2 separate regions of the Homo sapiens genome follow, and region 1 is linked to region 2. A link is a loop called in an ENCODE intact Hi-C map of the cell type or tissue named here. Cell type or tissue: B cell. All regions are shown on one strand.

Evidence for each region. Peaks named below come from ENCODE experiments on the same cell type or tissue, not always from the same donor. Only the 100,000 strongest peaks of a DNase experiment are listed, where the experiment ranks them.
Region 1: a loop joins it to region 2, with 4 times the contacts of the local background. A loop is called at or near these places in 20 of 110 quality-filtered maps.

The regions. Positions count from the first base shown.
Region 1 is chr10:90,906,791-90,914,790 of GRCh38, reverse strand. ANKRD1 (ankyrin repeat domain 1) reads left to right here. Exons shown (of 9, transcript NM_014391.3): 9 at 1,815-2,695. The coding sequence ends at 1,925. It also overlaps a transcript of RPP30 not described here. Among named protein-coding and RNA genes, the nearest start is that of ANKRD1, 10 kb to the left of the region's middle. In B cell, CTCF peaks have their summits at 2,822 and 3,028 (motif pointing left); a DNase peak (open chromatin) is centred at 3,030.
Region 2 is chr10:91,002,830-91,010,829 of GRCh38, reverse strand. The region is part of intron 1 of LOC124902479 (a long non-coding RNA gene); the gene reads left to right. Among named protein-coding and RNA genes, the nearest start is that of LINC00502, 39 kb to the left of the region's middle. In B cell, CTCF peaks have their summits at 4,203 and 4,402 (motif pointing left); DNase peaks (open chromatin) are centred at 3,669, 4,359 and 5,269; H3K4me3 peaks cover 1,116 bases; H3K27ac peaks cover 1,922 bases.

The DNA of each region.
Region 1 (8,000 bases), 96 kb after region 2:
AATTTCTGAAGAAATAATTTTAAAGAAGCTTTTGAAGAATCACTTTACAAAAAAGAGTGGGGGGGGGGGGAGGGAAACTCAGTCATCATATAAATGCAAATAATTTTCTCCCCTTATTTGTGTTGCAAAGACTGAGAGGAATATCTTATCTTTTAAAACAAATCTGGCTTGGTGACAGGATCAAAGAATGGTGATAAATGAAGATTGCTTGGGATGGGAAAGTGTTAACAGTAGGGCTTCCTCAGTCTAGATATTGGAATTGATCCTATCTAATATTTTTTTAAACTATCAGAAAAAGAGCAGGTTAAATGAAATCTTGAAAGCTGCAGAAAATGTGAAGATTTTTTTTCAGGCAGTGAGACACTACCAGCAGAGACAAATAGCATACAGGTTTAGGGAGACTGTGTAAGTAGCCAGAAAAATCACAATATAAATTTCAATGGAGAGAAGTGCAAGGAATTTATGGAAGAGTAGCCCAAAATATACAAATACGGCTTAGGGTTCTGAATTATCAGTTAGATATTAGCATCAGGTTTATGGAACTATTAATGTCATTGACCCAATGGATTGATGTTTCCCCCAAAGATCAATAACCTATTGATGCCATCTTAAGGAGATTGGGAGCAGCATACAATATTTTCTCATTATCCAAAACTGTATATTCATGTCTACTGATGATTGTTCCTAGAGAAAGACACTACAGAGGTGGGGAAGTTCCAAAATGAAGGTTATAGGGCCACTAATTTAAATACCTACAGATCTCATAATCTGACTGCAGACTGACCTCACTGTGCCGGGCAGATGGCCTAAGTGACTTCAATGTGTGGCTGTCAGGGTCTGTGCACATAACTCTTTTAAAGGTGGCCCTTCCCCAACCCAGTCTATGTTGCTCTGTGGAACCATGGGTACCATGTTTTTAACTCTTCTGATTTTTTCATAGAAGTCACAAATCCAGCTCTTGGTTTCCAACTGTTGCCAATTCATACTAATCTTAAAAAAAATCTAAGTTCTGTTTGGGTCAAAACAAAACAGGTCTCTATTCTGGTTTGCATCTCAAAGCTGCCAATTTGCAGTCGCTGGGTTAAAAAGAAACTTCTCAATGAATAGAGATGGAAAAATTTTGGACTTCTCAGATCTATAGATGAGAATTGAGAGATGACATGGTTTTAATATTTTTAAATCTTGAGACACGTGCATAAGGGAAATCAAAATTTCGTCTCAAAAATTATTTGTTCACATGTGTCATTGCCATCAACTCCAAGAAAAATACATTTCCTGGGAGAGTCCATTGAAAATTCTGACAAGTTATGAAAAATCTGCTCCCAGGAACAGTAATAGTACCCAAGCAGTACCTAAGTCCTTAAGCCAAGTTATTGATGCAGCTCATTTACCATCATTTCTTATCAATCAAAGAACTATCATTCAAATGGATAGGCACTGATTCTTGGTCCAAGAGGCATGCTCCCACCTCCGGGAGTCCATTCCACAGGATACTGGAAGATGTATGGAGACATTTTATAAATTTCAAAATGACTTGAGGTGCTCTTGACACATAGTGTCTAGGGACAAGGGATTTTACCAATACCTGGGATGGTCCCACGTGAAAAAGATTTTTGCTCTAAAATGGCAAAAGCATCCCTCTGAGAAACAGTGAAGGACTGGTTTGAGTATAAACTGCAGATCACTCCTGGTGGAAACCATAAAACACTGTTATAACATATACCTAATCCTTACCTCATGAAACACACACAGAGAATGTGAATTTACAGATGTCACCCACCTGAAAGTCAACTTTCCTTATCTCATTTGATTAGGCTGGGAAGACGCCGATGGATCTGGTGCTACACTGGCAGAATGGAACCAAAGCAATATTCGACAGCCTCAGAGAGAACTCCTACAAGACCTCTCGCATAGCTACATTCTGAGGCAAACGACAGACTCTTAATCAGTAAATGTTCACTGGCATTTTGAAGGCATGGCCCAAGAGAAGAGACACTAGCCATAAAATCTAGTTTCTATTTATCAACGTGTTGTGAAGATGTACCTAATGAAGTTTTGAGAAAGCACAGGGTTATAGGTGTTTAAATTTCCTTTAGTGAAACTCTTATTTATTTTTATGTATTCCTGTTTATTTATTTACTGCCACGCTACTGATATTCAGACCTTCATGATCATCCATCTGGTGAGCAGAGCTTCATTTGTATATAACACTTTCAGAGCCTTCCCACCCATAGGTAGTTCTTAAACCAGGTGAAAGAGCAAAGTTCAAGTGCCTACTTATGTGTCATTCGCTCATGTAAGAGTTTTTAAGAGAGGGCTGATTATCACAGCCCTCTTTTCTCCTGAATTTTTAATGCAGAAGTTTGAATGAAGCAAGGGAAGGCATGTAGGGACAGGAAAGGAAACAATGGAAGGAAAGTGATTCTGTGAAAAGGACAGTGAAGCCAGCTATTTTACCCCCAGGCTGGATTTTTTTTTTTTTTTTTTTTTTTTTTTTTTACCGAGTACACAGAGTACCCAAGTGAAGAGAACGTCATGAGTGTAAGTGCAAATCAGTGGAAGGAGCGGCAAACTGGGACATGCAGAATTGAATTTGCTCAAAAAAGATGAAAGGAAATGCAAACTGTAAATGTATAAATGTATATTGTATTGTATGTACATTTTATATTCATAATAAAGGCAATCAAACTCTAAACCTCTAAGTCCTTCTATAAGTGTGGTGGAAATGTCCTATGTGAAAAAAAAAGCTATATAGGAGGGTTTTTTTTTTCCATTGTTTTCCAAGTTTTGCAGATTAGAAATGTCCCGTACAACAGCACTCCCAGTATTTAATATGTATACAGATCACCTGGGGATCTGGTTAAAATGCAGATTTCTGATTCAGCTGGTCTCAGGTGGGGCCTGAGATTCTGCTTTTCTGACAAGCTCCCAGGTGACAGGCCACGAAATGCCACCACCACACTGAGCAGCTAGGCCGAGAGCCATAAAGACACAAAGGAATTCTAGCGAGCTTTCAGTCCCAGTGGTGTGTAGAAAGAGACCCCTGGTGGTCAGAATGATTTCTGCATGGTAAACCCGCATTTCTTACGAAGTTCCCATTAAGGCTTAACTAGTGACTTTTTTAAATTTAAATTTTAAGTTCTGGGGTACATGTGCAGGATGTGCAGCGGTGTTACATAAACGTGTGCCATGGTGGTTTGCTGCACCTATCAACCCATCACTTAGGTATTAAGCCCAGCATGCATTAGCTATTTTTCGTAATGCTCTCCTTCCTCCCACCCCACCCCCTATACAGGTCCCAGTGTATTTTGTTCCCCTCCCTGTGTCCATGTGTTCTCATTGTTCAGCTCCCACCTATAAGTGAGAACATGCGGTGTTTGGTTTTCCGCTCCTGTGTTAATTTGCTGAGAATAATGGCCTCTAGCTGCATCCATGCCCCTGCCAAGGACATGATCTCATTCTTTTTATGGCTGCGTTGTATTCCATGGTGTATATCTACCATATTTTCTTTATCCAGTCTATTATTGATGGGCATTTGGGTTGGTTCCATGTCTTTGCAATTGTGAATAGTGCTGCAATGAACATATGCATGCATGTATCTTTGTAGTAGAATGATTTATATTCCTTTGGGTACATACCCAATAATGGGATTGCTAGGTCAAATGGTATTTCTGGTTCTAGATCTTTGAGGAATCACCACACCATTTTCCACAATGGATGAACTAATTTACATTCCCACCAACAGTGTAAAAGTGTTCCTATTTTTCTGCAACCTTGCCAGCATCTGTTATTTCTTGACTTTTTAAGTAACTGCCATTCAGACTCCATCCATCTGACAAAGCTCTAACATCCAGAATCTACAAGGAACTTAAATTTACAAGAAAAAACAACCCCATCAAAAAAGTGGGCAAAGCACACGAACAGACACTTCTCAAAAGAAGATATTCATGTGGCCAACAAACATCTGGAAAAGAAAGCTCAATATCACTGATCATTAGAAAAATGCAAATTAACTGGAGATTTAACAATTCTTGTGGACAGGGACTGGCAATGTCAAAGACTTCCCAGGAGAGAACACACAGGTCCATGATTTTTGACCTCCAGACCACCATAATAAAACTAATATCACAATAAAGTGAGTCACAATTTTTTTTGGTTTTCTAGTGCATACAAAAGTTATGTTTACATTATCCTGTGGTTTAATAATTGTGCTATAGCACGATGTCTAAAAAACACTGTACCTACCTTAACTTAAAAATACTTTATTGCTAAAAAAAATGCTAATGATCATCTGAGCCTTCAGTGAGTCATAATCGTTTTAATGGCGGAGGGTCTTCCCTCCATGTGGATGGCTGCTGACTGATGAGGGTGGTAGTTGATGAAGATTGGGATGGCTGTGTCAATTTATTGAAAGAAGACAACAATAAGCTTACCACATCAATTAACTCTTTCATAAAAGATTTATCTGTAGCATCTGATGCTATTTGATAGCATGTTACTATCAATAGAACATCTTTCAAAATTGGAGTACATCCTCGCAAACCCTGTTACTGCTTTATTAACTAAGTTGATGTAATATTCAAAATCCTTTTTTTGTCATTTCAACAATGTTTACAGCATCTTCACTAGGAGTAGATTCCATCTCAAGAAACCACTTCCTTTGCTCATCCATAGGAAGCAACTTCTCAGCTGTTCAAGTTTTATGACAAGATTGCAACAATTCAGTCACATGTTCAGGCTCCACTTTTAGTTTTCTTGCTATTTCCACCACATCAACAGTTACTTACTCCACCGAAGTCTTGAACCCCTCCAAGTCATTCACACAGGTTGGAATTAACTTCTTTCAAATTCCAGTTAATGATATTTTTACCTCCTCCAATGACCCACGAATGTTCTTAATGGCATCTAGCATGGTGAATCCTTTCCAGAAGGTTTTGAATTTATTTTGCCCAGATCCATCAAAGGAATCGTTATCTACGGCATATAGCCTTATGAAATGTGTTTCTTAATAAGACTTGATTCAAAATGACTCCTTGATCCATGGGCTACAGAATGGATGTTGTGTAAGCAGGTATGAGAATAACATTCATCTCCTTGTACATCCTCATCAGATGCACGTCTCCATCAGTCTTGGGTGACCAGGTGCATTTTCAATTAGCAGTAATGTTGTGAAAGGAATATTTTTTTTTCCTGAACAGTAGGTTTCAATGATGGGCTTAAAATATTCAATAAACTATGATGTAAAAAGATGTGCTATCATCAAGGATTTGTGGTACAATTTATAGAGCACAGGCAAAGTAGATTTAGCATAATTCTTAACAACCCTAGGATTTTCAGAATGGTCAATGAGCATTGGTTTCAACTTAAAATCACCAGCTAACAAGGGAGTCAAAGCTTTGAAGCTTTGAAGCCAGGCATTGACTTCTCCTCTCTAGCTATCAAAGTCCTACATGGCATCTTCCAATAGAAGGCTGTTTCATCTACATTGAAAATCTGTTGCTCAGTGTAGCCATGTTAATCAGTTATCTTAGCTAGATCTTCTGGATAACTCGCTGCAGCTTCTTTCTTCTATCAGCACTTGTGCTTCACCTTGCACTTTTATGTTACAGAGATGGCTTCTTTCCTCAAATCTTATGAACCAACTTCCGCTGCAGTTCTCCAACTGTTTTCAGCAGCTTCCTCACTTCTCAGCATTCATAGCATTGAAGAGTTAGGGCCTCTGGATTAGGCTTTGGATTAAGGCATTATTGTAACTGGTTTGGTGTTCTATCCAGACCACAAAAACTTTCTCCATTCAGCAATAGAGCTGTTTTGCTTTATCATTTGTGTGTTCACTGGAGAAGCACCTTTAATTTCCTTCAAGAACTTTTCCTTTGCATTCACAACTTGAGTGAGAGGCATAGTTTTCAGCCTATCTTGGCTTTCTACATGCCTTTCTCAATAAGCTTAATCATTCCTAGCTTTTGATTGAGAGAGATGTGTGGTTCTTCCTTTCACTTGAACACTTAGAGGCCATTGTAGGGTTATTAATTGGCCTAATTTCAATATTGTTTTGTTTCAAGGAATGGGGAGGCCTGAAGAGAGGGAAGGAAATGGGGAAAGCTGGTCGATGGAGGAGTCAGAACACACACAACATTCATGGATTAAGTTCACTGTCCGATATGAGTGCAATTTGTGGCTACCTAAAACAGTTATAATAGTAAAATCAAAGAACACTAACCAACAAAACACATATAATAATAATGAAAAAGTTTTTAATATTGTGAAAATTACCAAAATGTGACATGAGCGAGACAGGAAACAGGCACATGATGTTGAAAAAATGGCACCAATAGACTTGCTGGTTACAGAGGTGCCACAAATCTTCAACTTGTAAAAAATTCAGTATTTGCAAAGCACAATAAATTGAAGCACAATAAAAGGAGGTATGCCAGTAGTTCTTGGCCAGGTGCTAGGCCAGGTCCTAAGACCTGTGGTAAGAAAAAGAGATTGTCCATGACATGCCCTCCTGGAAGAGATGAATATTAAAGGAATAATGAGGAATAAATACATAGTCATGTGCCACAGAATGGTGTTTCGGCCAACAATGAACCACATATACAAAGGTGGTCCCATAAAAATAAAATGAAGCTGAAAAATTTCTATTGATAGCAACATCCTAGCTGTTGTAACATCATAGTACAGTGCATTACCTTTTCTATGTTTGTTTAGATACACAATATACTTACCACTGTGTTATAGTTGCCTACAGTATTCAGTACAGTGACATGTCGTACAAGTTTGAAGCCTAAGAGCAATAGGCTGTATTGCTCATATAGCCTAGGTGTTTAGTAGGCTGTATCATTTAGGTTTGTGTAAGTAACACTCTGTGATGTTCACACAACAAAACCGCCTAATGATGCACCTTTCAGAACGTATCCCTGTCGTTAAGTGAGGCAGTAAGTGCACAGTATCTGTCTGTTGTAAATACGATGAAGGAAACAATACAGAGTGTCTAAGATGATGAGGCTTCTATAAAGACTTCTTTGAGGTGGTAACCTTTAGGGTTTGTCTGAAAGGTAAACAGGAGTTATTCAAGAATCAAGTGTTCCAGGTAGCAGGAACACTGCTCTATGGAATACAGCAAGGATATGAGAAATGTTTGGCACTTGTGGAAATACATGAAAGCCAGTGAAGTCTGATGTAAAACACTAGCACCAAGAGACCCATTTTGGATAAGATCATATATGTTAACCTCTTAGATATGCCTCTAACTATCTGGGAGAGTGTATACGCATAGTCCATAACCAGAAGGTCTTCCAGTTATCTGGTCATAGACACATATAGAGTTGTGAGAATGGTTTGAAATATTTTTGTACCTTTTCTGTCTAGTACTAATCCAGGGAGTCCACCTCCCACAGGCATTGGGGATTTCATTGTTATCTCTCTGACTCCCAATCTTGTTTGTTGGCCCCTCTACCTTCCCCACAGGGGTCCTGGCTTAAGTTTGTCAGACTTTTAAGGCTCAGGGTCCTTCAATTTCTTCCAAGTGAAACATCTACAACACAGACATTTCTCTTGCCAGTGCTGATGTCTCATGTGGCATAACTTCAACGTGTTACCACCATGTGACCAACTTTTCTTTATGGTATCTGCCTCAAATCCACCTCCCCTAAAGAGCTGGGAGGGTACACGAGAGAAGAGAATAAAGAGTTAAAAAGTTTTATGTTGCCACATATAAATATTTGCACTAATAACTAGGTAGAGGGCATGAGAGACAATATGGAATAAATCCCATTAGAATTAAGACAACTCTTAGTTATTTCTGCTAATGGAAAAGATAAACACGTTGGGGGAAATTTTTAAGTTTTTAATCACATAGTCAATTTTTTTATAAGGTTCTCTCCTTGCCTTCTCACTGACTCAACTCTTTGCCCACAATCTTTCATTTTGTGTTTGCTCTTCAGTGAAGGGCACACCACACTGGCCAATGGAGAGTCCTAGAAGTTGTTTTTGACCTT
Region 2 (8,000 bases):
TGAGTGGAAACTGAGGCTTTGGACAGTTAAGTTACCTTGGCCAGAGCCCCAGAGCTGGGAAATGGTATAGCTGGCCTTCTGGGTCTAACTCCAGAGCCTCCGCTCTGCCCATGTATTATTCCACAGCCATGAATTCCCTGCAAGGAGTGCCTGGAATGGAAAGGGGGTGAATTCTCCTGGCTAATTACTCGGATATATTCATCATCCTGGTTGAGTAGATATTTGCAAAGCTATTTTATTAGATATAACTGAAAATATTGCCTCATAGATTCCCCCAACCCCACCCCAGAAAGATAACAGATATAATGCAAATAATGACATTGCAAATTACCACTGGGGTTGTCTAGACCCTTCTTCCAAAGGCCACCATCAATACATTCTGGATTCCTTTTTGGGAACTGACTTCCAAGCAACGTGCTCACATGTTGAAGATTCTCAGCATGGAAAGATTCCCCTTTCTTCTACTTCCTTTTTTATAAATCCTGGATTTATTAAGCACATCCTGTGTGACAGGCCTTGTGTTAATTGATGAGGATTCAGCAGCAAATAAAATGGACACGGCCTGCTTTCACTGTGTTTTCAGCCTATCAGGGAGGAAAGACATTATAGGAATATTAACAATAATATGTTTTGATGGAGTAATACAGGGAGCTCCGGGATCATAGAGCTGGGAGATTTAATTCAGTCTGGGGCAGTGGTACCCAAAGTGTGGCCTGCAGACCAGCACTATTGAGAATACCTTGGAGGCTGTTTAAATGCAAATTCTTGGGCCCCATCCCAGACCTACTAAATCACAATTTGGTGAAGGGGACAGAGATGGGAAGAGGGAATTTATAGTTGAAAAAGCTCTCCAGGTGATTCTCATGCATACTGAAGTGTGAGAAGCCCTGCCACCCGGGTCTGCATGGTCTAAATAGGGAAGTAACATTTACTCAGTCTGGAAGGGTGAGTAGGTCAGATGCAGGAAGGTGAGAGAAGGCTGTTCTAGCCTGAAGGGAAAGTCTGTGCCAAGATCAGGAAGTCCAAGAAAACCAGATCCATGGGAGGAGCTGGTGGTATGTGGGGAACACAGGGGTTAGAGATGAGGAGCCATAGAAGGAAAAAAGAGAAACAGAAGGTGGGAGAATGGGATCCTATGAGCTCTCATAAAAAATAAGGTGAGGAAGGAATAGTAAGATGAAGTGTAAGTGACCAAACTTACACTAATCTTATAATAACCCAGCTGTAAAAGCAACATCATAATTTAGAGAGAGTCAACATCTCTGAGGCTACTCTTAAGAGAATTAAGGACTCCATGAACATTTGCTGTTGAGCTGTGTGTGGGAAGAACTGCCAATCAGTCCTCACTCCCTTTCCCTTTCCCACAGAAGCAGACACTCTGAACCTAAATTAAACCAGTTTGAGTTAAATGAGTTCTTCCTGGTCTTTCTAGGGAGCATTTGTTAATGGGTTGCCCCAGGTGGAACCAGAGGGCTTAGTTGTCTTGCCAGGGAGAAAACAGGTGTCTCTCAATGTGAATTCAGACCACACTCTCCCTGAGACAGTCCATGTGCCTAATTTAGCAGGTCCGTGACTAAAAGGGCTGCTATGCCTGCAGCTTGAAATTAAATGGAATTGTGGCCCAAAGGAGCCACATCTATCCATGGTGATGGTATTAAAAAACAAAACAAAACAAAAAGATTTGGGTGGCAATGGGCATTTCTGATCACCCAGCAGCGCTATTTCAGACTGAAAGCAAACTTGAGGCCTTGCATGGGGAAGAAGGATGAATCCAAAGAATAAGACTTCTCCATGTAGGTAAGAATGGGGAGTCCAGGTGCTGTGGCTTTCGCCTGTAATCCCAGCACTTTGGGAGGCCAAGGTAGGAGAATGAGGAGTTCGAATTCAGCCTGGGCAGCATAGCGAGACCTTGGCTCTACGAAAAAATTAAAAAATTAGCTCAGCATGGTGGCAAGTACCTGTAGTCCCAGCTATGTGGGAGGCTGAGGCAGGAGCATTGCTTTAGCCTGGGAGAGCAAGGCTGCAGTGAGCTATAATTGTGTCACTCCACTCCAGCCTGGGCAACAGAGTGAGAGCCTGTCTTGAAAAAAAAAAAAAAAAGAAAAGAAAAAGAAAGAAAGAAAAAGAAAAGAAAAAAAAAGGGTGGGGAGGTGGACAAAAATTTAGACAATACTTAAGGTGATTGGGGAGGGGGCTCAAAGTAAACCAAGTCAGGAGTGGGAGAGAACCAGGGAGAGGAACTCACTGAGGAGAGGAGTCTAAGTTTTCAGGTACCCATACTGTGAAAACTCAAGAAAGTTAAAAGTAAGTGAGACCTCTAGCCTTACGGAATGGCATGGTCAATGTCAGAAGAGAATTGGAATGAAGGTGGGGGTCCTTACCTATAATTCCCTCTGACATTGACTTACTGTTCTGTGCTTTCATGTGTCCATGTCTACAAAGCCTAGTGTGGAGAGTGAAAAGGCAGAAAAATGGAGCACTGCCCACCTGTATCCTTATTTGATACAGAGGAGAAGTTGCACATCTTTGCGTGTCTGCACCCAGTGGATTCTGAGTGACCAACCAGTACCTTTGGAAAATAGATCCCTGGCAGATGTGGTAGAAGGAGTATTCCCGGAGGGTAAACTCTGGCTAAAAGTGTAAAACCAAACCCTTTTCTTACCCCATAGTTTGGACAAAATGCCCTCTGAAAGACAATAGGGGAGGCTGGACATTGGGGTAACAACTGATTGCCTTGCTGTTGCCTTGCCTCTCTAAGGAGAGGACACTTGGCACTCCAGGCCTTTGCAGATGCACATCTGAAAGTACAGAACACATGATCCCAGAGATCTGGGGCTTGCATAGCCACCTCCTCCTCAGTGGTCATTGACTATCCAGTTGGTCAGCACTCCTCACTGAGCTCTCAATATACCCAGAGCAGGAGGGCATCTAGACTCTGTGAAGATACAAAAGATAAAAAACAAGAAGACTTAGCTTCTTGGAGGAACCTGTGCACAGGGCCTAGTGGTTTGTGGGTGTTTTGTTTTTAATCAGTGACTTTTCCAGTGACAGTTTCCTTGATATATTTCAGAATCTGCTCATTTTGTACTGTTCTTCCCATCCCCCACAAGGAAGGAACAGATTCTTTACCCCCAAGTAGGGTTGCCAGATAAAATCCTGGACATACCATTAAATTTGAATTTTGAATAAATATCAAATAATTTTTTCATATAAGCGCGTCCCAAATATTGCAGAAAAATCAAATTACAGAGTGTCCTGTATTTTCATTTGTTAAACCCTACTCCCAAGGGATGCCTGTTTCTATTCTTGTGAGTGGTTCATTTTGGTTCTTTCTCTTAGGTTGAGATTAACTGGTGATCACTGGTTTTATTACATATGAAAACTTTCGGCACGGTCTTTACCGAAATGGAGGAAAAAAAGTGATTCTTTCTTAAGTTCTTTGGTTAGACTATTCAATAGGCACATTTTTTGTTCTTATCTAATATGGCAGTCTAGTAAGAAAATTGAGGAAAAATGCAGGATTACTAGCTCCCCATGAACCCCTTTCCTCCCTCTGCCCAAGTCTTAACTATACAGCATCACGATGTAAATGGAGGTAGACAAGGAGAGCACAGATGACACCAAAGCAATGCAATCTGAAACTATCAAAAGTTCCACTTCTCACACCACAAACTCCTTTGTTGGTTAGTTGTGAGTGGGTATTTATAGAACTAGCACTGTACTTTCATTTTGAGACAGCAGCTTGCTTTTAGCCTGAGCAATAATTAGATAAATTATTCCCTTCACTTCAGATTATTAGTGACTAAAACTCTGCCTAGAGATTTTTGAAACTTTGATCAGCATAAACTGGAAAAACAGTCACTTAAATGCTGCAAGTGATTTTCCATCTTGTAGGAGGTAGAGATATCAATAATCCTGCCAGGGTAGAGTCTCTCTTTATCAGACCCACCAGCCAGGTATCTTTTCACAAATGTAAAGCAAGTACCTACCCATTGCTTCTTGCTGGAAAAACAAAAAGAGGAAAGTATCAAGTTACCATCAAATGGGATGTTGTTCAGACTAGAAGCTCATTGTTCTGTTTGGAAATACAAACTGTGTGTTTGCTAGAGTCAGAGCTGCTTCTCTGCATACTTTTTTGGTCCTGGGGCTTGCTTTTTTGGGTCCAAGCTGAAGAATTGGATATAGAAAAGAGAAGAAAAGCATGAGATCCAAATCTCATGCTAAAGGAACTGGATGGAGTTTGGCACAGCTTAGCTCAGACTGGACCACTGCTGTCACATGCACGTTGTTATTTGAGACTGAATTACACAGAATGCACTGATGTTGGACTCTGATATGCAGTGATGTAATTGTCATGTTGAGGCCTACAGGGCAAGGCCACCCCCTAGTGGTAGGGGTTGGGATTGCTTCTTATGGAAGAAAAAATTACCACTGAATCATTCCAAGAAAAACCAATTATATCATGATTAGGTTAAACCTTAAATAGCAGTGGCTGAAATACACAAGGGTGTGCTTCTCTTTCTAAAAGGACATCTAGAAGTAGGCATTCGGAGCTATTCAGGTAGATCCTTGTTTCCCAAGGACTCAGGATTCCTTCTTCCTGCTTCATTAGCCTCAATGAATGGCTTGTTCTCAGGGTCACAGGATGGCTGCTGGAGCTCCAGCCATCATATCCACATTGAAGCCTAGAAGGAAGAAAGATGAAAGAGGAAAAATTAATAGCATGTGTGAGTGTATGTGTATTGGAGTGAGACCTCCTCACTGATTCTCCCTTTAAATAGCTTTTCTGACATTCCCCCAAACACTTCCACAGCTGGCTGAGGAATTGAGAAATGAAGCCTGTTATCTGGGCACTTTACCCTCCTAAGTAAATCAGGGTGCTTTTTACTAAGAAAGCGGGGGAATGAATGCCAGGCAGCAGTAGTAGTTTCTACCTCTCTGGGAAGCCAGCCTGAAACTAGAGGGACAGAGAAGTCTTTTCTCTCTCAAAGCCATTTGACAGCTGGGCCCAAACTTTCTGGTGGCAGACATGTGCTGGACTCTCATGTGGAGCTGGACCTGCTACTGAGAATGGCTCTGGTAGGTGTGTTTCAGGTAGCTGCTTTGCCAAAAGTTGAAATTACCTTTGAGGCTGAGCTTTCCTTCCATTATCCATAAGCCTTTGAAGAAGTTTTGTTAATTGTCTGGTGGTGATATGGTTCGGCTGTGTCCCCATGCAAATCTCTATCTTGAATTATAGCTCCCATAATCCCCACATGTTGTGAGAGGAACTAGGTGGGAGGTAATTGAATCATGGGGGTGAGTTTTCTCGTGCTGTTCTCATGATAGTGAATAAGTCTCATAAGATCTGATGGTTTTACAAAGGGGAGTTCCCCTGCACATGCTCTCTTGCCTGCTGCCATGTCAGACGTGACTTTGCTCCTCATTCAACTTCTGCCATGATTGTGAGGCCTCCCCAGCCATGTGGGACTGTGAGTCCATTAAACCTCCTTTTCTTTATAAATTACCCAGTCTTGGGTATTTTATTAGCAGTGTGAGAACAGACTAATACAATAAATTGGTGCTGCAGAAAGTGGGGAGCTGCTGTAAAGATACCCAAAAATGTGGAAGCAACTTTGGAACTGGGTAATGGGCAGAGGTTGGAACAGTTGGGGCTCAGAAGAAGGTAGAAAAATGTGGGAATGTTTGGAATTTCCTAGAGACTTGGAGGGCTCAGAAGATAGGAAGATGTGGGAAAGTTTGGAACTTCCTAGGGACTTGTTGAATGGCTTTGACCAAAATGCTGACAGTGATAGGGACAATAAAGTCTGGGCTGAGGTGGTCTCAGATGGAGATGAGGAGCTTGTTGGGAACTGGAGTAAAGGTCGTTCTTGCTATGCAAAGAGACTGGTGGCATTTTGCCCCTGCCCTAGAGATCTGTGGAACTTTGAACTTCAGAGAGATAACGTGGGGTATCTGGTGGAAGAAATTTCTAAGCAACAAAGCATTCAAGAGGTGGCAGGGCATAAAAGTTCGAAAATTTTGCAGCCTGATGATGCAGTAGAAAAGAAAAAACCATTTTCTAGGGAGAAATTCAAGCTAGCTACAGAAATTTGCAGAAGTAACAAGGAGCCAAATGCTATTCGCTAAGACAGGGGAAAATGTATCCAGGGCATGTCAGAGAACTTCATGGCAGCCCCTCCCATCACAGGCCTGGAGGCCTAATCAGAAAAAATGGTTTTGTGGGCTGGGCCCAGGGCCCTTCTGCTGTGTGCAGTCAAGGGTCTTGGTGCTCTGTGTCCTAGCTGCTCCAGCCATGGCTGAAAGAGGCCAAGGTACAGCTCGGGCCATGGCTTCAAAGGGTGCAAGCCCCAAGCCTTGGCAGCTTTCATGTGGAGCTTGTCCTGTGGGTGTGCAAATGACAAGAGTTGAGGTTTGGGAACCTCTGCCTAGATTTCAGAGGATGTATAGAAACACCTGGATGTCCAGGCAGAGGTGTGCTACAGGGGCAGAGCCCTGATGGAGAACCTCTGCTAGGGCAGTGCAGAAGGGAAATGTGGGGTTGGAGCCCCCACCCAGAGTCCCCACTGGGGCACTGCCTAGTGGAGCTATGAGAAGAGGACCACTGTCCTCCAGACCCTAGAATGGCGGATCCACTGACAGCTTACACTGTGAGCCTGGAAAAGCTATAGACACTCAATGCTAGCTCATAAAAGCAGCCAGGAGCGGGGCTGTACCCTGCAAAGCCACAGGAACAGAGCTGCCCAAGATCATGGGAGCCCACCTCTTTCATCAGCGTGACCTGGATGTGAGACATGAAGTCAAAGGAGATAATTTCCGAGATTTAAGATTTGGCTGCCCCACTGGATTTTGGACTTGCATGGGGCCTATAGCCCCTTTGTTTTTGTCAATTTCTCCCATTTGGAATGGGGGTATTTACCCAATGCCTGTACCCCATTGTATCTAGGAAGTAACTAACTTGCTTTTGATTTTACAGGCTCGTAGGCAGAAGGGATTTGCCTTTTCTTAGATGAGACTTTGGACTGTGGACTTTTGAGTTAATGGTGACATGAGTTAAGACTTTGGAAGACTATTGGGAAGGCATGGTTGGTTTTGAAATGTGAGCACATGAGATTTTGGAGGAGCCAGGGGTGGAATGATATGGTTTGGCTGTCTCCCCACCAAAATCTCATCTTGAATTGTAGCTCCTATAATCCCCACATGTTGTAGGAGGAACCTGGTGGGAAGTAATTGAATCATGGGGGCGGATTTTCCTGTGCTGTTCTCATGGTAGTGAATAAGTCTTATGAGATCTGATGGTTTTATAAAGGGCAATTCCCCTGCACACACACTTTTGACTGCCATCATATAAGATGTGCCTTTGCTCCTCCATCACCTTCTGCCATGATTGTGAGGCCTCCCCAGCCATGTGAAACTGTGAGTCCATTAAATCTCTTTTTCTTTATACATTACCCAGTCTTGGGTATGTCTTTATTAGCAATGTGAGAACAGACTAATACAGTGGAGCTCTGGAAAGTTGATGTAGGGGGTAGGTAAGCATGTCTGGAACTCAGTGTAGGAGGGCTATGTCTCCTTCCCCAAAGCTAGAAGGGTGGCATCTGTTGCCTAACAGAGATTGGCCAGGGAGAGTTGCTGGAGGTTATCAGAGCTCCCTGGGGTGTTTGGCTGAGGCAGTGGCTTGGCAGCTTGAGGAGGGGCCCTGAGCAAAAACACGTGAGCAGGTCAGACATGTTTCCAAACACACTTAGGATGAGCAACCTGGTTTGCTTTGGACTGAGAGGTTCTTGGACCCCAGAACATTCAGTGGTAAAACCAGGAAAGTCCTGGACAAGCTGGGATGAGTTGGTCGTCTTAATAATACACATAAGAAAGCATCTTATAGGGATCTTTAGAATTGCCTTAGGGGCCAAGGACTAAGTGCCTGCCATGTGGCAGCTGGCAGCTCAGAGTCACTGCAATCTTATTTTTACTGGTATGCAATGTGGGAAATTTATTTTGAT